3 separate regions of the Homo sapiens genome follow, and all the other regions are linked to region 1. Evidence: read pairs that join two places in POLR2A ChIA-PET (ENCODE). Cell type or tissue: GM12878. All regions are shown on one strand. Links, peaks and the distances in the headings refer to the core of each region. The heading gives the core; the rest is flanking DNA.

What was found. ChIA-PET counts read pairs that join two places held together with the same protein. Peaks named below come from ENCODE experiments on the same cell type or tissue, not always from the same donor. Only the 100,000 strongest peaks of a DNase experiment are listed, where the experiment ranks them.
Region 2: POLR2A ChIA-PET joins it to region 1 with 6 read pairs; 1 of 35 experiments calls an interaction of 5 or more read pairs at or near these places.
Region 3: POLR2A ChIA-PET joins it to region 1 with 5 read pairs; 5 of 35 experiments call an interaction of 5 or more read pairs at or near these places.

Annotation. Positions count from the first base shown.
Region 1 is chr9:111,913,159-111,919,095 of GRCh38, forward strand. UGCG (UDP-glucose ceramide glucosyltransferase) reads left to right here. Exons shown (of 9, transcript NM_003358.3): 2 at 1,447-1,588. Among named protein-coding and RNA genes, the nearest start is that of MIR4668, 16 kb to the right of the region's middle. In GM12878, for the core only: no CTCF peak of the experiment used is centred there; a DNase peak (open chromatin) is centred at 3,236; H3K4me3 peaks cover 1,073 bases; H3K27ac peaks cover 2,193 bases.
Region 2 is chr9:112,543,175-112,549,111 of GRCh38, forward strand. The region is part of intron 1 of KIAA1958; the gene reads left to right. Among named protein-coding and RNA genes, the nearest start is that of HSDL2-AS1, 58 kb to the left of the region's middle. RefSeq lists enhancers at 3,015-3,309, 3,941-4,492, 4,493-5,045, 5,046-5,597. In GM12878, for the core only: no CTCF peak of the experiment used is centred there; a DNase peak (open chromatin) is centred at 3,085.
Region 3 is chr9:111,844,862-111,850,798 of GRCh38, forward strand. No RefSeq gene overlaps it. Among named protein-coding and RNA genes, the nearest start is that of UGCG, 49 kb to the right of the region's middle. In GM12878, for the core only: no CTCF peak of the experiment used is centred there; no DNase peak of the experiment used is centred there.

The DNA.
Region 1 (5,937 bases), core at 2,075-4,574:
CCTGGCAGCAATTGTAAGGTACCATTGATGTCAGAGATGTTAAAATGTGGAAGAACATGTGTCTTAGAATATCTTGCAGATGGACCCATGATGTTCTAGTGCCTAATTACTGTCGAATGCTTGGAGACTTGTTTATGAGAAGTACTTGTCACATATTTACTAGAAGTAGGAGGAAGGCTTCAGTGGCTTCCTTTAGAAACTTCACCACTGTATTGAATGGCATCTTGTTGCAACAGCCTGATGTTAACTGGGGCACGTTCTGTCTTCTCTAGCATTGCTTCTTTCTTTTTTTTGAGACGGAGTCTCACTCTGTCACCCAGGCTGGAGTGCAGCGGCACAATCTTGGCTCACTGCAACCTCCACCCCCGGGTTCAAGTGATTCTTCTGCCTCAGCCTCCCGAGTAGCTGGGATTATAGGCACCCACCACCACGCCCAGCTAATTTTTTTTTTTTTTTTTTTTAGTAGAGATGGAGTTTCAGTGTGTTGGCCAGGCTGGTCTCGAACTCCTGACCTCAAGTGATCCACCCGCCTCAGCCTCCCAAAGTGCTGGGATTACACAGGTGTGAGCCACCACACCTGTGTGGCATTGCTTCTTTCATTAGGAGCCCTGCTGTGCTGCAGCATCCTTGCAATGGACAAGCAGTGAGAACGTTGGCCATTTGGTCACTTATCTATGAACTGGTGGCACTGGTATATCTTCCAGTGTCATTAATAGACATTTTTCTCATCATTGAGTTTTTTTCTTACTTTCAGTTTCCTTCTGTTCTACCCCTGCCATTCTGACCTTATTAATATTGGGAGTTCCAGTTGTCCCATTATCTTGCTTGCCATGCAGACTGCTTGACACTTCTTTTAACTGTGTATTATCCCACTGCAAAGAAATTTCTCAGAAAGTTCTGGTTATCCTTTCATAATTTTCTGCTGCAGACGGTGTTTTATTTTACCTGTTTTTATAGTTCTGTGGCCACTTCAGTGGCAATTTAAGAGGAAGAGGAGTTAATCTTTGGGCTAACACTGCCATTCATTTCTTCACCATGTATTTTATTGAAATGCCTGCGCTATGCCTGGCATAGTTCTGTGAGTATAGCAATAGTCAGAGAGTAGTACATCATGGGTATTCAATCTTTTGGCTTCCCTTGGTCGTATTGGAAGAAGAAGAATTGTCTTGGGTCACATATAAAATACACTAACAATAGCTGATGAGCTTTAAAAAATCGCAAAAAATCTCATAATGTTTTAAGAAAGTTTATGAATTTGTGTTGGACCGCATTCAAAGCCATGCTTACCTGGTTCTACTTCCCTTCATGTTTAGATCCTCTTTTAGAAAGATGTCAAGTTTTAAAAATCTTAACTTAGAATTTAGGGATTTATTGATAGCTTGTCAGTGCTTTGATTTGACACTAATGTATTCTATAGAAATAATTTTTATATCATTTGCTTTTTAGCCGATTACACCTCAACAAGAAGGCAACTGACAAACAGCCTTATAGCAAGCTCCCAGGTGTCTCTCTTCTGAAACCACTGAAAGGGGTAGATCCTAACTTAATCAACAACCTGGAAACATTCTTTGAATTGGATTATCCCAAAGTAAGTTCAGTGTTACGGTTTTTTGTTTTGTTTTGTTTTGTTTTGTTCCCCTCATGATAAACATTTAGGGATTTTAACACTGTATAAGGTGAAGGTATTAAAAATTCATGATGATATTGGCCTCATAAAATATAACCTTTAGTAGTAGTCATCACAGAACAGAAATAGGTTGAGGAAGGGGTGTAAATTCCCTTTCTAACCACCTATATGTCCGTGTGAAGTAGAGATCCCTGAGTAAACCTTCTGAAACTCAGACATTGTCAAGTGCCTGGTAGTTTGAAAATAAAAATTTTCTTCCATAAGAGCTGGATATGAACAATAGGAAGAGGAGACAAGGAGAGGGAGAAAGCAGTGTTAGTGGTCTGAAATGGGTTGCAGTACAGCCAGAACTAAACGTGACTTCTCCGGAGAAACTGGCTTTGAGCCAAGAATAGATTACAGTTAGTGGTACTGTAGGGTTTCATCTTACCTCATTTTTAATTTCCTTACTGTTCTGATTTTAATAGCTAATTGTATTGCTTATACCATTTATCTATATAATCTGTATATCTGTAAACTCAGTGTACTCCCTTAATTGGAGACCTTCCAGTTTTCTTGAGATGAAAGTATTCTTTTTATCACTTTGCTTTAGTAGTCCACCTGTAGTTTCTTAGGATAACTTAATATTCTTTGATTTTTGTACTTAGCTTTACAGCAGCTTTGTATTAAATTGCTTGAGACTGCTTTTGAAAGGGCATTTTGGTGGTAACAGATCACTTGTGAGAAGAATGTGTCTTTAAGCTTCTACCCACTTGACTTTCAGTACAGTTTAGTTTTCCCTTTGCGGTCTCTATTCACTTGCCTCAATTTTTACCCTATTGCCTCAGTTTTTCCATAGCTGTTTTTGCTACTGGGAGAGTCGTCCCTCTTAATTTTTTTGGACAGGGTAGCTCAAATAATCAGAAGGAAGATGATATGCGCACTACACTTCTTATGGTGACTGGTTTTCATGCTCTTATTTCTTTTCTTTTAGCCTTTATTTTTCTCGGTAGCACCAATGAAAAGAATAGAGAAGACACAGATGTGATAGCCTTAATGCAGCACTTATTAAGTAGGTAGACATGAGTATCATTCAGTTGTATTTTTAGTGTTTTTATATTATTGCTTTGGAGTTTTGGAGTTTAGAAGCCAATTTTGGAGTATTGGAAGCTGTTTTGAAGCAAAAAAATTATATGTTCTAGTTTGTGTGTGTTTATATGCTTAATAATTTTAGATATTTGAATTAAATACATGTGTTAACTTCAATCAAATATATAATTTTTAAATAAGATATAATTGTATATACTTGTTTTTTCAAACTAAAAAATGGTAAAACTTAGCCTTTTGTAATTGAGAAAGATATAAATAAAATTAATTGTAAAATAAGCTTTGCAGTAAGAAAAATGGGAGATTTTCAAGCTCCATAAAAGTAAATGCAAAGGAGAATTAATGTTTACGAATGAAAGAAATTTTCTATTGATTATGAATGAATCTTAGAGCATAGCTTAGAGTCATATGCATTATCATTGTGAAACTTAATCTCACATTTCAGTTTTTTAACCATCCTCTTTCACTTTCCCCATTCAACCACTCTTAAAATTGGTCATGGAATTTTTACGTTGTAGTGCTTGTGAGATGATAGTCATGGGGTTTAAATGCTTGAGGAAGTCAGTGAGGGGTTTAGTTGTAGAAAGAATGGTTTTTTGTGTTCGTTTTTGTTTTTAAGACAGTATCTTGCTTTGTCACCTAGGCTGGAGCATAGTGGCACAGTCGTGGCTCACTGCAGCCTCAGCCTCCCAGGCTCAACCAGTCCTCCCACCTCACCCTCCCTGGTAGCTGGGACTATGGGCATGTGCTACCACACCTGGCTGATTTTTGTATTTTTTGTAGAGGGTGTTGCCATGTTGCCGGGGCTGGTCTTGAACTCTTGGGCTCAAGCAATCCCCCCACCTCAGCCTCCCAAAGTGCTGGGATTACAGACATGAGCCACCATGCCCTACTGAAAGAATTTTAAAAAGTAACCCCAGGGTTATATGTATCCATTGATTACGAGCATTTCTAATGACCCCATAACTGATTTCTTGTGAATGAAGATTTTGGCCAGGCGTGGTGGCTTGTGCTTGTAATCCTAGCACTTTGGGAGGCTGAGGCGGGAGGATTGCTTGAGGCCAGGTGTTCAAGACCAGCCTGGGCAACACAGTGAGACCCCCACCTTCAAAAAAATAAAAATTAAAAAATTGAAATAAAAAATTGTTTTGGAAATTACAGTTTAGAATGATCTCAAGAGCTCTTGTTTTCACTTAGAGTAGTAGCTCTTTTTCCATTTAGTTATATCATTTAAGTGGGTTGAGGAGAAAGCTATTTTGACATTCATTGTAAGATGAAGAATAGCATCTGCAGATTATTTTATTCTTTGTTAGTACAGAATTTTATTTTCTAATTATAAACTTATATTTAGCTGTATAAATAGAAAGTTTGGAAAGCAGAGGAGAAGTGCAAAGTACCTGCAATCTAAGGGAAATATTTGATTTCACAGCATTTTATTTACTTGGTGAAAACCAAATACAATGGCAAATGTTCCACAGGAGACTAAAGTTAAACCACTGAAATCACGCATATCTGAGCATGAACAGACAAGGCATTTGTGTCACCAAGAAGTCAAGGAGACCCAAAATAAACATTTACGTGACTGCCAGGCGCAGTGCCCTTTCATATTTGCATTTTGCCTGGTGTGAACATCGTTTTACCAGAGTATGGAAATGTTTTCATTTTGGACATAACTTTCTCTTCTAATATTCGATTGGGACTATCATAGGCCATTTGGGGGAAAATAATAAAACATATCTTCAAGTTTTAAAATTTTACTTAATTTTGGACATGTGCAAGAAAATTTACTGCTACTGGTACTTGCTCTGAATTTCTAGGTTTCAATTTTGGTGAGACTAGACTAGTTGCTCTGAAAGATCTCTGCGCTGTATTCATCTTACAAGTCTACTTTTATACTGATACTCATTCCTTGGGAAGACATAAAAGAATGAAAAGGTGATGCAGTTCATTTTCCACAGCATTGAACACTCATTTGTCACCAGCGTAGAAGGGATTTGGGGAGAGATTAAGCAGTAGCAGTAATAGTCAATAATCTGCGTCTAAAGTGGCTTGCTGGCTTTACTTCAGTAAATTCTGGCCATGTGAAGAATACCTAAATCAACTATCAGAGTTCTTAACAGTGAACCTGTCATAACTATGATTTTTTTTTCTTTTTTGCAATTATAGAATTGATTTTTTTTTTCCTTTTGAGGCAGAGTCTTGCTCTGTCACCTGTGCTGGAGTACAATGCCACAATCTCGGCTCACTGCCACTTCCGCCTCCCGGGTTCAAGCAATTCTCCCGTGTCAGCCTCCCGAGAAGTTGGGATTACAGGCGCATGCCACTACCGCTGGCTAATTTTTATATTTTTAGTAGAGAGAGGATTTCATCATGTTGGCCAGGCTGGTCTTGAACTCCTGACCTCAGTTGATTCCCCTGCCTCCGCCTCTTAAAGTGCTGGGATTGCAGGTGTGAGCCACCGTGCCTGGCCTGATTTAACAATTTTAATACAGGGATTCTTAGCAAATAAAATATCTCATCAAATTGTGAAGACACAGAGCTGATAGCTGAAAAATGATTCCTGGTTAAAATCTGATACTTTAGAAAATACTTGGAATGCTGCCTCCAATTTGGTGTAATTTCCAATATCAAAAACAAATGAATCTTATGTATTTGAGTCTGAACTTTTTTTTGGATAATATGAATATGAGTCTCATTTACACTCTGGCTAATCAGAAAGTATTTGTTTTTAATTAAAAATTATGTTTAAGCAGTGTAATCAATAAAAATTAAAACTTCAAGGCCGGGGGCGGTGGCTCACGCCTGTAATCCCAGCACTTTGGGAGGCCGAGGCGGGCGGATCACGAGGTCAGGAGATCGAGACCACGGTGAAACCCCGTCTCTACTAAAAATACAAAAAAAAAATTAGCTGGGCGCAGTGGCGGGTGCCTGTAGTCCCAGCTACTCGGGAGGCTGAGGCAGGAGAATGGCGTGAACCTGGAAGGCGGAGCTTGCAGTGAGCGGAGATCGCGCCACAGCACTCCCGCCTGGGCGACAGAACGAGACTCCGTCTCAAAAAAAAAAAACAAAAAACAAAAAAACAAAAAAAAACACTTCAAACCTTGCATCTGAATAAAGGCAGACTGTACCTCCCTTACTTATAACCTCCCTACTTAACACTAGTATAGCATTTTTCTTCCCATTGAGTATATTTCTAGTACTATATTTTTACAAAGTTTTCTCTT
Region 2 (5,937 bases), core at 1,522-4,021, 630 kb after region 1:
GCTTACTGCCAGTAACAACCCAAATTTCTTAGCCTATTTGTTTTTGTTGTTGTTGTTTGTTTGTTTGTTTGTTTGTTTTAAAGCAGCAGTAAAACACATTGTGGGTGCACATTTTTTGGAAAAACCAGAAGTTCAAATATTAGTAAAATATTTGGACTTAACATTTTATGGGCACTCAGAAGTAACCATCAACTTCACATGTATCTCTGAGCAAAATATTAACCACTAATAACCATTAGTAAATGGATGCTGAGTGGGCCAGATCTTGCTGACACCTTGGTTATATGGTGTTTTGTGTGGGATATTAGTTTTCTGAGGTTTGTACAAAGGAATTTGTAAAATGCTTAATTTTATCATTAACTTTACCACTTTACCATTGAGCTTCTGAGCTTCTTTTTTTTTTTTTTTTTTTTTTGAGACCCAGTTTTGCTCTTGTTGCCCAGGCTAGAGTGCAGTGGCATGATCTCGGCTCACCTCAACCTCCACCTCCCAGGTTCAAGTGATTCTCCTGCCTCAGCCTTCCTGAGTAGCTGGGATTACAGGCATGCGCCACCATGCCTGTCTAATTTTGTATTTTTAGTAGAGATAGGGTTTCTCCGTGTTGGTCAGGCTGGTCTCGAACTTCCGACCTCAGATGATCCACCCGCCTCGGCCTCCCACAGTTCTGAGCTTCTTAAAGTCAATACCCATGTCCAATTTATATTTGCTGTGCTATTGCATCTAGCACAATTTATTGTGTGTAGAAGATGCCTAAAGTTTGTTTTTAATGAATACATATATGAAATGTCTGTCATGGAACTATCTATTTTCCTTTTATTTGTATTGCTATTTTGCCCATTAACTAAAGGATATGGATGGTAAGCCTTGTCTATGTCTCTATTGTCTTAGTAAAGATGCCCTTTTTTCTTGTATATCCAACCTTTGTGCACTAAAATCCTCTTTCCCCACAGCTTCACAGAATACTAGATTCATTGTTTAGCCCTTTTCTTATCTGTAGCCTTCTTTACTGTAAAGTGGAGGGAAAATGTTTAGTGATTTGAAAAGTTTCAAAATTTTTCTGTACTATTAGACTTGAATGAATGTCAGATCTGAGAGGGCCCTGCGAGACCACTATTCAATCCTTTTGTTTTACTCATGAAAAACTCAGAGTTCTAATTGCTTTCGCACTATAACTCATGCCATGCTATTTTGTAATTGCTTAGTTGTTGGCATTTCTAGCTAGACTTTAAATTCAGTGGGAATAGGGACCACATCTATCTTATTTAATGCTGTATTTCTGACACAGCACAGTGCTTAGAAGAGAATAGGTGTTCAGTTAATGGTTCAGTTATGAATAAATAAATAAATAAATAAGTCAGGATTGGTGAAGGGACTTGCTCAAAGTCATGTGACTATTTAGGGGGCAGCCCCCAGTTGCTGAATCTGTTAAGCACATTAAAAGTCAGAGCTCTGTAATCTACTCTGCCATCCTGGAGAGAGTCAAGGTCAGTGGAAATGACTAATTTTTCTTAAGTGTGTTTGTTAAGCTCTGCAACTTATACATTTCCACATGTTGGCTTTCAGTATACCGGAGACTGCTATATAGGAAAGCAGCTGACCAAGGAAATGTAGAGGATGTGCTGCCATTATTTTTGCCTTGGAGGCTTTTTCAAGAGACACTTCTACTTTTCAAAGCAGTGAAACTTCATCTTAGGAAAAGAAATTTTCCCCAGCTACAATCTAATTTTTAATCTTTTTTTTTTAATTTTAACTTTCCACACTATACCATCATATTAATCTTATTTTTAAATGTATTGTTTCTGAAATCCTGAGTGCCCCAGCGATCAAAAACTCTGCTTAGGATTCAGTTCATTAATGTGAGGGCTCAGACTCTTAAGGTACTTATAAAACCTCAAGGACTATTGATACTGGTCATTTGTGAATTCAAACAGAAACTTCCAGAATCATCATGACCTTTTAAAGTTTCATCCTTAGTTTTTCTGGTCTACCGTTGACCTCCATTAATGATCCCAAATCTGCTTGTTTTGCAGAAAATAAAATGTGTACGTGGTCACAGAAACGGTTGTTACCTGATGATCTTTAAGATCTTGGAGTATAATACTGTGGGTCATTGATGTCTTTTACTGTTAAGTTCCCCATCAGTACCTATATTCACCTTTTGACTGCATGGTAAATTGCTTTGCTTATGTATGAACTTAGGTACTTGTAATGAAGTCAGAATTTAAACCATATTGAGGGAGAATGGGAAAAAGAATAAGACTGGAAAGGAAGAAACTGTCAAGTCAGGGTTTGGCTTTTCTTGTTATATGCCATTCTATTAAAATATGTATATTTTTGTACTTTTTTTGAACATATGAAATGATCATATTTTACTTGACATTTATCACTTATTTAGCAGCAGAAAAATACATGTAAATGGAAATGCTATCATCCCTTTGAAACATGTCTTTTTAACACTTAGGATTCGTGCTATTTGCCAGGAGGGAGTTTTTCTACTTACAGAGCATCTGGGAGATGAATTGGAAAGGCAGACTTCTGGTCTGGTTAGCACTTTTGTTGTTTTTTATTTTCTTTTTGGGTCCCATATTCATGAAAGATTTGTCTTAGCATTTTTAGATAAATATTTCTTTAGTGATACACAGGTTTCTTTGTTTTTTTTTTTTTTTTTTTTTAGTGAATTTCAAAGAATAATGGCTGCCATTCTTGGATCTTGGCCTTTATTGATTTGGATATTATTGATGTATGAAATACATAAACTTGTCAGATGCTTTGTGAGTCTCTCCTGATCTTAAGGCATTTTAGAGCATCTAGTAGTAGAGTGTCCTTGAGTTAGCTAAATTTATACTTATTTTGAGGCTGGCAAATTTGTGTAATATTGATGACCTAGAAATGAGATAGGAGTTCTGCAGGACTGGTTTCACATGATACAGGTCATAAAGACCCCACTGAGAAAACAGGATGAGGTAAAGAATCTGGCCAAAACCCGCCAAAACCAAGATGCCAATGAAAGTGACCTCTGGTTGTCCTCACTGCTCATTATATGCTAATTATAATACATTAGCATACTAGAGGAAACCCCCACTAGCACTCTGACAGTTTACAGTCATCATGGCAATGTAGGGAAGCTACCATATATGGTCTGATGGGGGAGGAACCCTCAGTTCCAAGAATTCCCTGCCCCTTTCCTAGAAAACTTATGAATAATTCACCCCTTGTTTAGCATATGATTAAGAAAAACCATAAAAATAGCCAACTAGCAGCCATCACAGCTGCTCTTCCTATGCAGCTGCCACTCTTTTATTCCTTTGCCTTTTTTTTTTGAGACAGAGTCTCACTCTGTTGCCCAGGCTGGAGTGCAGTGCTTTCTTAATAAACTTGCTTTCACTTTACTCTGTCTGCTGGCTCTTGAATTCCTTCCTGTGTGAAGCCATGAACCCATGTGGCCTCCCAAACTGAACTCCAATTTTGAGGTTTGCCCTGTAGAAAGGAATATAGTTTGAATTGAACAAATATTATGATTGTTGTATATTACATGCTTCTGCTGTACTGAATTTTATGTTTCTCAGAGTTCTATGTCCTCTCTTACCTGGAATACTCTCACTCTCTCTGCCCTGTGTAATTTAATCATGGTTATCCTTCAAGTATGAACTCGTCTTTTCTCTAGGAAGCACTCCTTGACTCGTTGGGAACTAGGTTAGCTACTGCCTCTCTGTGCTCCTTGACACCCTGAGCTTTCCTACCAGAGTTGTAAACCAGAAATAAGAAATATGTATATATATATATTTTTTGAGACAGTCCCGTCTGCTGCCCAAGCTGGGGTGTGGTGGTGTGATCTGCAACCTACGCCTCCTGGGTTCAAGCGATTCTCCTGCCTCAGCCTCCCAAGTAGCTGGGACCACAGGCGCATGCCACCACTCCCTGGCTTGGCGCGGTAGCTCACTCCTGTAATCCCAGCATTTTGGGAGGCCGAGGCGGGTAGATCACCTGCGACCAGGAGTTTGTGACCAGCCTGGCCAACATGGCGAAACCCCATCTCTACTAAAAATACCAAAAAATTAGCTGGGAGTGGGGTGCGTGCCTGTGGTCCCAGCTACTCAGGAGGCTGAGGCCTGAGAATCACTTGAATCCAAGAGATGGAGGTTGCAGTGAGCCACAGTTGTGCCACTGCACCACAGCCTGGGTGACAGAGCAAGACTCTGTCTCAAAAAAAAAAAAAAAAAAAAAAAATTCTAAGTCTCCCCAACTAACTGAACGGACCCCTTTTCTGGGACAAGGGCATTCCAAAGTTAACCTGAAAAACTAGTTCGGGCCATGATGCGGGGTTGGGGAGTCAGACATGCTTCATTATACCCTCCTTCCTTTGGAGTTCAGACACAATTGGCCAGCATTAACATTAAAATAGAGACCTTAAGACTGACAAAACAGACTCTTTGTAGCAGTAAGATACCAACACGACAGAAGGCGCTGAAAGAAATTGAAGTATTTTACCCCAAAATATATTTCTTTGACATATTTTGAAATGACCCTGCGAAGCTGTCTCTTGTGGGGAAAATCTACATTCTGTAGAAAATTCCTTCCCTTTCCAGATCTTTCCCTGGTCCAGGAGAGAATTAACTTAACAGTCTCTGGCACCTTTTTAAGTCTGATTAAGAAACATTTACAATCTATTCTCTCTGAAGCCTGCTGCCTGGAGGATTTATCTGCATTATAAAAACCTTGGGCTTCAGGACCTCTTATCTTAACCCAGATACTTTTTTCTTTCTGTTGATTCCAGGTCTGTAGATAATAGCTTAACCCTTTCAACCAATTGCCAGTCAGAAAATCTTTTTTTTTTTTTTTTTTTTTTTTTTTGGAGACAAGGTCTTGCCCTTTCTCCCAGGCTGGAGTGGCATCATCTTGGCTCACTGCAGCCTCAACCTCCTGGGCTCAAGCAATCCTCCCACCTCAGTCCCCCAAGTAGGTGGGACTACAGGCAAGCGCCACCACACCCAGCTAATTTTTTTGTTGAGATAAGTTTCACTGTGTTGCCAGGCTGGTCTTGAACTCCTGAGCTCTGGCAGTCTGCCCACCTTGGCCTCCCAAAGTGTTACAGGTGTTAGCCACTGCGCCCGGCCATTCAGAAAATCTTTGAATCCACCTATGACCTGGAAGCACCCTCTTCGAGGTGTTCTGCCTTTCTGGACCAAATCAGTATACATATTACATGTATTGGTTGGTGTCTTATGCCTCCCTAAAATGTATGAAACCAGGCTGTAGCCTGACCACCTTGGGTACATGTTCTTAGGATCTCCTGGGGCTGTGTCATGTGCCATGGTCACTCATATTTGGCTCAGAATAAATCTCTCCAAATATTTTCCATAGTTTGACCCTTTGTGTCATCATATCCAAATCAGGCTATATTGTTGTTACTTGTTTTGTTTAGATTTTGAGCTACTAGATTGTAAGCTCTGCGAGGACAAGCAATGTATCTTTAAGGTAACATTGACTCTTTGGTGCCTTGGCATAGTATTTGCTACATAGTAGTCTTAATGTTTTTGGAATAAATGAATAATTTCAGCATCTTGTTTTTCCAAATATTTCTCAGCATTGCTATGGGCTGAATATAATCATATTTAGAGATAAGGTCCTTAAAAAGGTAATTTATGTTAAAATGAGGTCTTTAGGCTGGCCTCTGATCAATATGACCGGTGTCCTTATAAGAAGTAGAAATTTGGATAGAGATTTGTACAGGCACAGAGGGAAGACCATGTGAAGACACCAGAAGAAGACAGTCATCTAGGAACTAAGGAGAGAGGCCTTGGGATAACCCAGTCCTGCTGACAGCTTGGTCTCGGACCTTTAGCATTCAGAACTGTGAAAAAATAACTTCCTGTTGCTTAAGGAATCCTGTCTGTGGTATTTTGTTATGGCAGCTCTAGCAAGCTATATAAACATAAT
Region 3 (5,937 bases), core at 1,123-3,622, 69 kb before region 1:
TCACGCCTATAATTCCAGCACTTTGGGAAGCCAAGGTGGGTGGATCACTTGAGGTCAGGAGTTTAAGACCAGCCTGACCAACACGGTGAAACCCCGTCTCTACTAAAAATACAAAATATTAGCTGGGTGTGGTGGCTGGCACCTGTAATCCCAGCTACTCAGAAGTTTGAGGCAGGAGAATCGCTTGAACCCAGGAGGCGGAGGTTATAGTGAGCCGAAATCGTGCCATTGTACTCCAACCTGGGTGACGAGAGAAATTCCCGTCTCAAAAAAAAAAAAAAAAAAGCAAGAAATAGGAAATCTTCCACCCTTTTTGCCTCCTCAATTTGCCTTCATTCCTAACATTGGCCTTCAGATTTAACTAGAGAACTTAGAGAAAATAACTTACTGAGGCTTTTAACAAATCTGTCATTTCCTTTTCCCTTTTCTTTGATCCCAAGGTTTTTCCTCTTACTGCTTAAAAAGTAGAGCAATAAAAAAGAACCCCTAATTTATGTTTTATTGATTTAATTTTTTTAATTTTTAATTTTTGTGGGTACATAGTAGGTGTATATATTTCTAAGGTACATGAGATGTTTTGATACAGGCATGCAATGTGAAATAAGCCTATAATGAAGAATGGGGTTTCCATCCCCTAAGCATTTATCCATTGAGTTACAAACAATCCAATTATACAGACAATCCAAATATACTCTGTTATTTTAAATTATACAGTTAAGTTATTATTGACTATAGTCACCTTGTTGTGCTATCAAATAGTAGGTCTTATTTATTCTTTCCTAAATTTTTTGATGCCCATTAACCATCCCCACCTCCCCTGCACTACCTTTCCCAGCCTCTGGTAACCATCCTTTTACTTTTTATGTCCCTGAGTTCAATTATTTTGATTTTTAGATCCCACAAATGAGTGAGAACATGTGAAGTTTGTCTTTCTAAGGACTCATAATTCAGAATCAAAGAGATCTCTCTTTAAATCTTGGCTCCATCTCTTACTGTATGACCCTGGAAAAATTGCTTAACCTCTCAGAGTCTCAGCTTTCCCATCTATAAAACAGTACAGGGCCGGGCGCGGTGGCTCACGCCTGTAATTCCAGCACTTTGGGAGGCTGAGGTGGGCGGATCACGCGGTCATGAGATCGAGACCATCTTGGCCAACATGGTGAAACCCCGTCTCTACTAAAAATACAAAAATTAGCTGGGCGTGGTGGCGTGTGCCTGTAGTCTCAGCTATTCGGGAGGCTGAGGCAGGAGAATCGCTTGAACCTGGGAGGAGGAGGTTGCAGTGAGCCGAGATCGCGCCACTGCACTCCAGCCTGGGCGACAGAGTGAGACTCCATCTCAAAAAAAAACAAAAAAAAAACCAAAAACAAAAACAGTACAATACTGACTACTATATATAAAAATTAAATAGTATATATATACTAAATGTATGACCCAGAGCAGGCCATAGGCAAATATGTGCCCCGTTTCCTTCTTCAACAGATGCTTTTACCTCTACCTGTTACGCTGACAAGTACCATTTGTCCAGTAGAGTCAATGAAGGCAGAAAACACCCGAACTTCATCTGCCAGGGGAACCCAGAAGGACCACGAATAGGATGAGATGAGTGAGGCACAGAATTTAAGGAGCTATCAAAGAAATTAGTAATCAAGAGAAATATTTAATGTAATATTTTTAAAAATAAAAATTAATGCTTTGGGTGATGAACATGTTCTAAAATTAGATAGTGGAAATAGTTGCACAACTATATGAATATACTAAAAACCACTGAATTGTACACTTTAAAAAGATGAATTTATGATACGTGAATTATATCTCAATAAAGCTATCATTTAAAAGCTAATATAAAAAATCATGATAAATTAAATGTCAAAATTTTAATGAAAGTAAGGATCAAACCAGAATCTACCCAAACCCAAGGACACCAGATTCCAGATCTCAGGACCACAAACACTGCTTGAGAAAAGTGTGAGAAGGAAAAAGAAGGGACCACATACAGTGAGAGAAAAAGAATATACATTCTGTTTCCTTCTTGTAGTTTGTTTGTTTGTTAGTTTTTTCTGAGACGGAGTCTCGCTCTGTTGCCCAGGCTGGAGGGCAGTGGCATGATCTCAGCTCACTGCAACCTCCGCCTCCCGGGTTCGAGTCATTCTCCTGCCTCAGCCGCCCGAGTAGCTGGGATTACAGGTGCCCACCACCACGCCGAGGTTAGTAGAGACGAGGTTTCACCCCGCTGACCAGGCTGGTCTCCAACTCCCGACCTCAAGTGATCCGCCCATCTCGGCCTCCCAGGGAAGTGCTGGGATTACAGACATGAGCCGCCACGCCCGACCCACAAAGACATTTTAAAGCAGGAATATCTGAAGTGGCTTTTAAAGCTTCTTTTATGTGTCCTGTGCTGTGTAATCTCTTCCGGATAACTCCCTGCTCTTTAAATGAAGACTATGTGTATGGGCGGCCATTTGTGTAGAAGCCAGCGGAGGGGCTGAGTTTCATGTGCAGATTGGCCTGCTCAGCATGGACAATGGAATGGAGGAAGCAGAAGCTCAGAACGCAGAAGAGGCTCTGAGATGTAAGCCCCCCGGACCGTCCGGAAGCCTAACAGTGGGCTCTGGACTCCTGCCAGCCATGGAATTAGGAGGGTTGAGGCCATTTTATCTCTAGCTCTCAAGGATCAAAGAGGCCGTATCTGAGATCCAGGTTAAGAGTAGATATAAATCCTGTTTGGAAGGTTTTCGTGATCCCCATGGAGGAGAGGCGGAGAATCCTGCCAGTACCTTCCATTTCTATCTAAAGGGGCAGTTGGAGGACGGAAGAATAAGTTGGATTGATACCAACTATTGCTTCAACAGACTCGTCCAAATGCTTGGGAGTCCAATTCTCCGAGGTCCATATCTAACTTTGTTATTTGACATATTTCAAATATGTCACACTCAGGAAATTAAAACCTGTATCAAGTTGAATATCTGAGCTAGATAGATATGTTTCTTACTTTGATAACAGATGTTCCAATGTAAGAGTAGATGTTTGCCATTTTACCTTGTATATGTGAGTCTCTTCTTTCCACCTGATCCCACATTAAATATTTCCCACTGGGGCCGGGCGCAGTGGCTCACGCCTGTAATCCCACCACTTTGGGAGGCCAAGGCAGGCGGATCACGAGGTCAAGAGATTGAGATCATCCTGGCCAAGATGGTGAAACCCCGTCCCTACTAAAAATACAAAAATTAGCTGGGCGTGGTGGTGTGCACTTGTAGTGCCAGCTACTCGGGAGGCTGAGGCTGGAGAATCGCTTGAACCTGGGAGGTGGAGGTTGCAGTGAGCCAAGATCGCACCACTGTACTCCAGCCTGGGCAACAGAGTGAGACTCCATCTCAAAAAAAAAAAAAAAAAAAAAAAAAAAAGATGTCCCATTGGGAAGTGATAGTTTAATGTGAACCACAATAGATTTTATAGTTTCATAGGATGCCATGTAACTGTTTACTGGTTTTTCAATCCTTACTTCATGTCAATAATCACTTTTATTCCCAAAACTTGCTGGTCATACCTTATATTCGTTTTACTTTGAGCAACCCTCAAAAACACTCATTCCAGCTCAAATCAGAAACTCCAAAGGTAGGTCTTGGCATACAGGATTTTTGTTTGTTTTTTGTTTTTTGAGACAGTTTCACTCCTTCACCCAGGCTGGAGCACAGTGGCTCAATCTTGGCTCACTTTCATCCTTCGCTCTCAGGTTCAAGCGATTCTCCTGCCTCAGCCTCCTGAGTAGCTGGGACTACAGGGGAATGACATTATGCCCAGATAATTTTCGTATTTTTAGTAGAGATGGGGTTTCATCATGTTGGCCAGGCTGGTCTTGAACTCCTGACCTCAGGTGATCCACCCTCCTTGGCCTCCCAAAGTGCTGGGATCACAGGCATCAGCCACCGCACATGACTGGCATAAATATTTTTTAAAAGCACCCAGGTTATTCTAACGTTCTAATTCAGTTGAGAATTGCAGAATCTGAATCATTGGAGGCATGTGTGTTTTGGAAAATCTTTATCTCCTCCTACCAGTTCAGATTTGTTTACTAAAGTAAGAGTTAAGACGGTCTAATTCTATGGATTGAATAATTCATTATTTTTTATTTTAAAAGTTTTTTCCACAGGTAAAAATCATACTTTTATTTGAGTCACCAGGAGAAAGATTCACTTGTGGTTAGAGTCAAACGTTCAGAATCACGAGCACAAGCCCATGAAGGAAGGGACCAAAACAGACCAAAATAAGAGACAACAGGCTGGGCTCGGTGGCTCATGCCTGCAATCCCAACACTTTGGAAGGCCAAGGTGGGCGGATCACGAGGTCAAGAGATTGAGACCATCCTGTCCAACATGGTGAAACCCTGTCTCTACTAAAAATACAAAAAGTTAGCTGGGCGTGGTGGCGGGTGCGCCTGTAATCCCAGCTACTTGGGAGGCTGAGGCAGAGAATTGCTTGAACCCAGGAGGCAGAGGTTGCAGTGAGCCGAGATCACACCACTGCACTCCAGCCTGGGCGACAGAGCAAGACTGTCTCAAAAAGAAACAAAAAATAAAAAAAAATAAGAGATAACAACCCCATACAAAAAGATGAATGAGTGGCTACACACACACACACACACACACACACACACACACACACACCCCACGGATGAAATGTTTGGACAGAAGCAAATTTCACATGGTCATTTTTGTTTCTTTTTGAATACAGGTTTCTGGGGTAGTAATTTCTTTTGTTTCTTTACAGCTATAAGAAAAAAAAAAAGCTTCAAAGTGTATATGTGAGAGGAAAAGGCAGAAATTAAGCAATAAAGTAGTTTTCCCTGGAGGGACATGATGTGGACAAAACAGGAAGCAGTGTTGGGAGAATTTAGTTTCCTTATCCCTTGGGCTTCTTGCCTTTCATTATTTGCATTTAATACTCTGTTTTTCCCCTTTCCATCAAAGCACAACCTAAGGAATGCAAATTTAGAAATTAACTTATTAATCCTGAAGTATTCTGATAACTTAGTTCCTAAAAATAAAATAATAATCATTTAAATTACTCCACTGAGACTCAGTAATTTCATTTATTTATTTGCTCATTAAATAAACATATGATTAAGAACCTATTGTGTGCCCATACTGTTCTAAGCACTGGGGATGCAAAAATGGACAAGATAGTCCCTGACCTCAGGAAAAATTGACAAGGCAACATACAATTACAATATACTGTGTTGCAAGTTAAGGAAGAAGTAAGCAAGCACTCTGAAGGCACGCTGAAGGGCATTTAACTGAATCTTGGTGGTCGTGAAAGGGTTAGAAAGTGTCTAAGCTGAGACTCAGTGGATGAGGACTTATCCAAATAAAGATAAGACACAAGAGAATTCTAAGTGCAAAGGCCAAGAGAAAACCGCAGAACAAAACCAAACAAAAAATACTCAATAATCTATAAGTACTTTCGTATGACTATAGCTTAAAATTCAAGGTGGGTAGTGATTAGATATGAGGCTGGACAGGTAAGCACAAGTTTGATTTTGAAGGGCCCTATATATCACATTATGGAGTTTGGACTTTATCCAGGTAGGGTATCATTGAAAGATTTTAAAAGTCACCAAAATGGTTAAAATTAAGAAGACTAACAACACAAAGAGTTGATGAGGATGTGGAGCAAACTGGAATTCTGATATACAATACCTACAAATGCTGTATGATGCAGCAATTCTTCTTTAAGGTTCTATGTTGAACAGAATGAGTGCTTGTGTCAACCAAAAAATGTACACAAAAATGTGTGTGACAGGTTTGTTCATAATATCTAAAAATCTAGAAATGACCCAAATAGCCACCAATGGTCGAAAGCATTAAAAAATTGAGATGTATTCATAGAATGAAATATTACATAACAATTTTAAAAAATGAGCACTTCTACATGCCACAT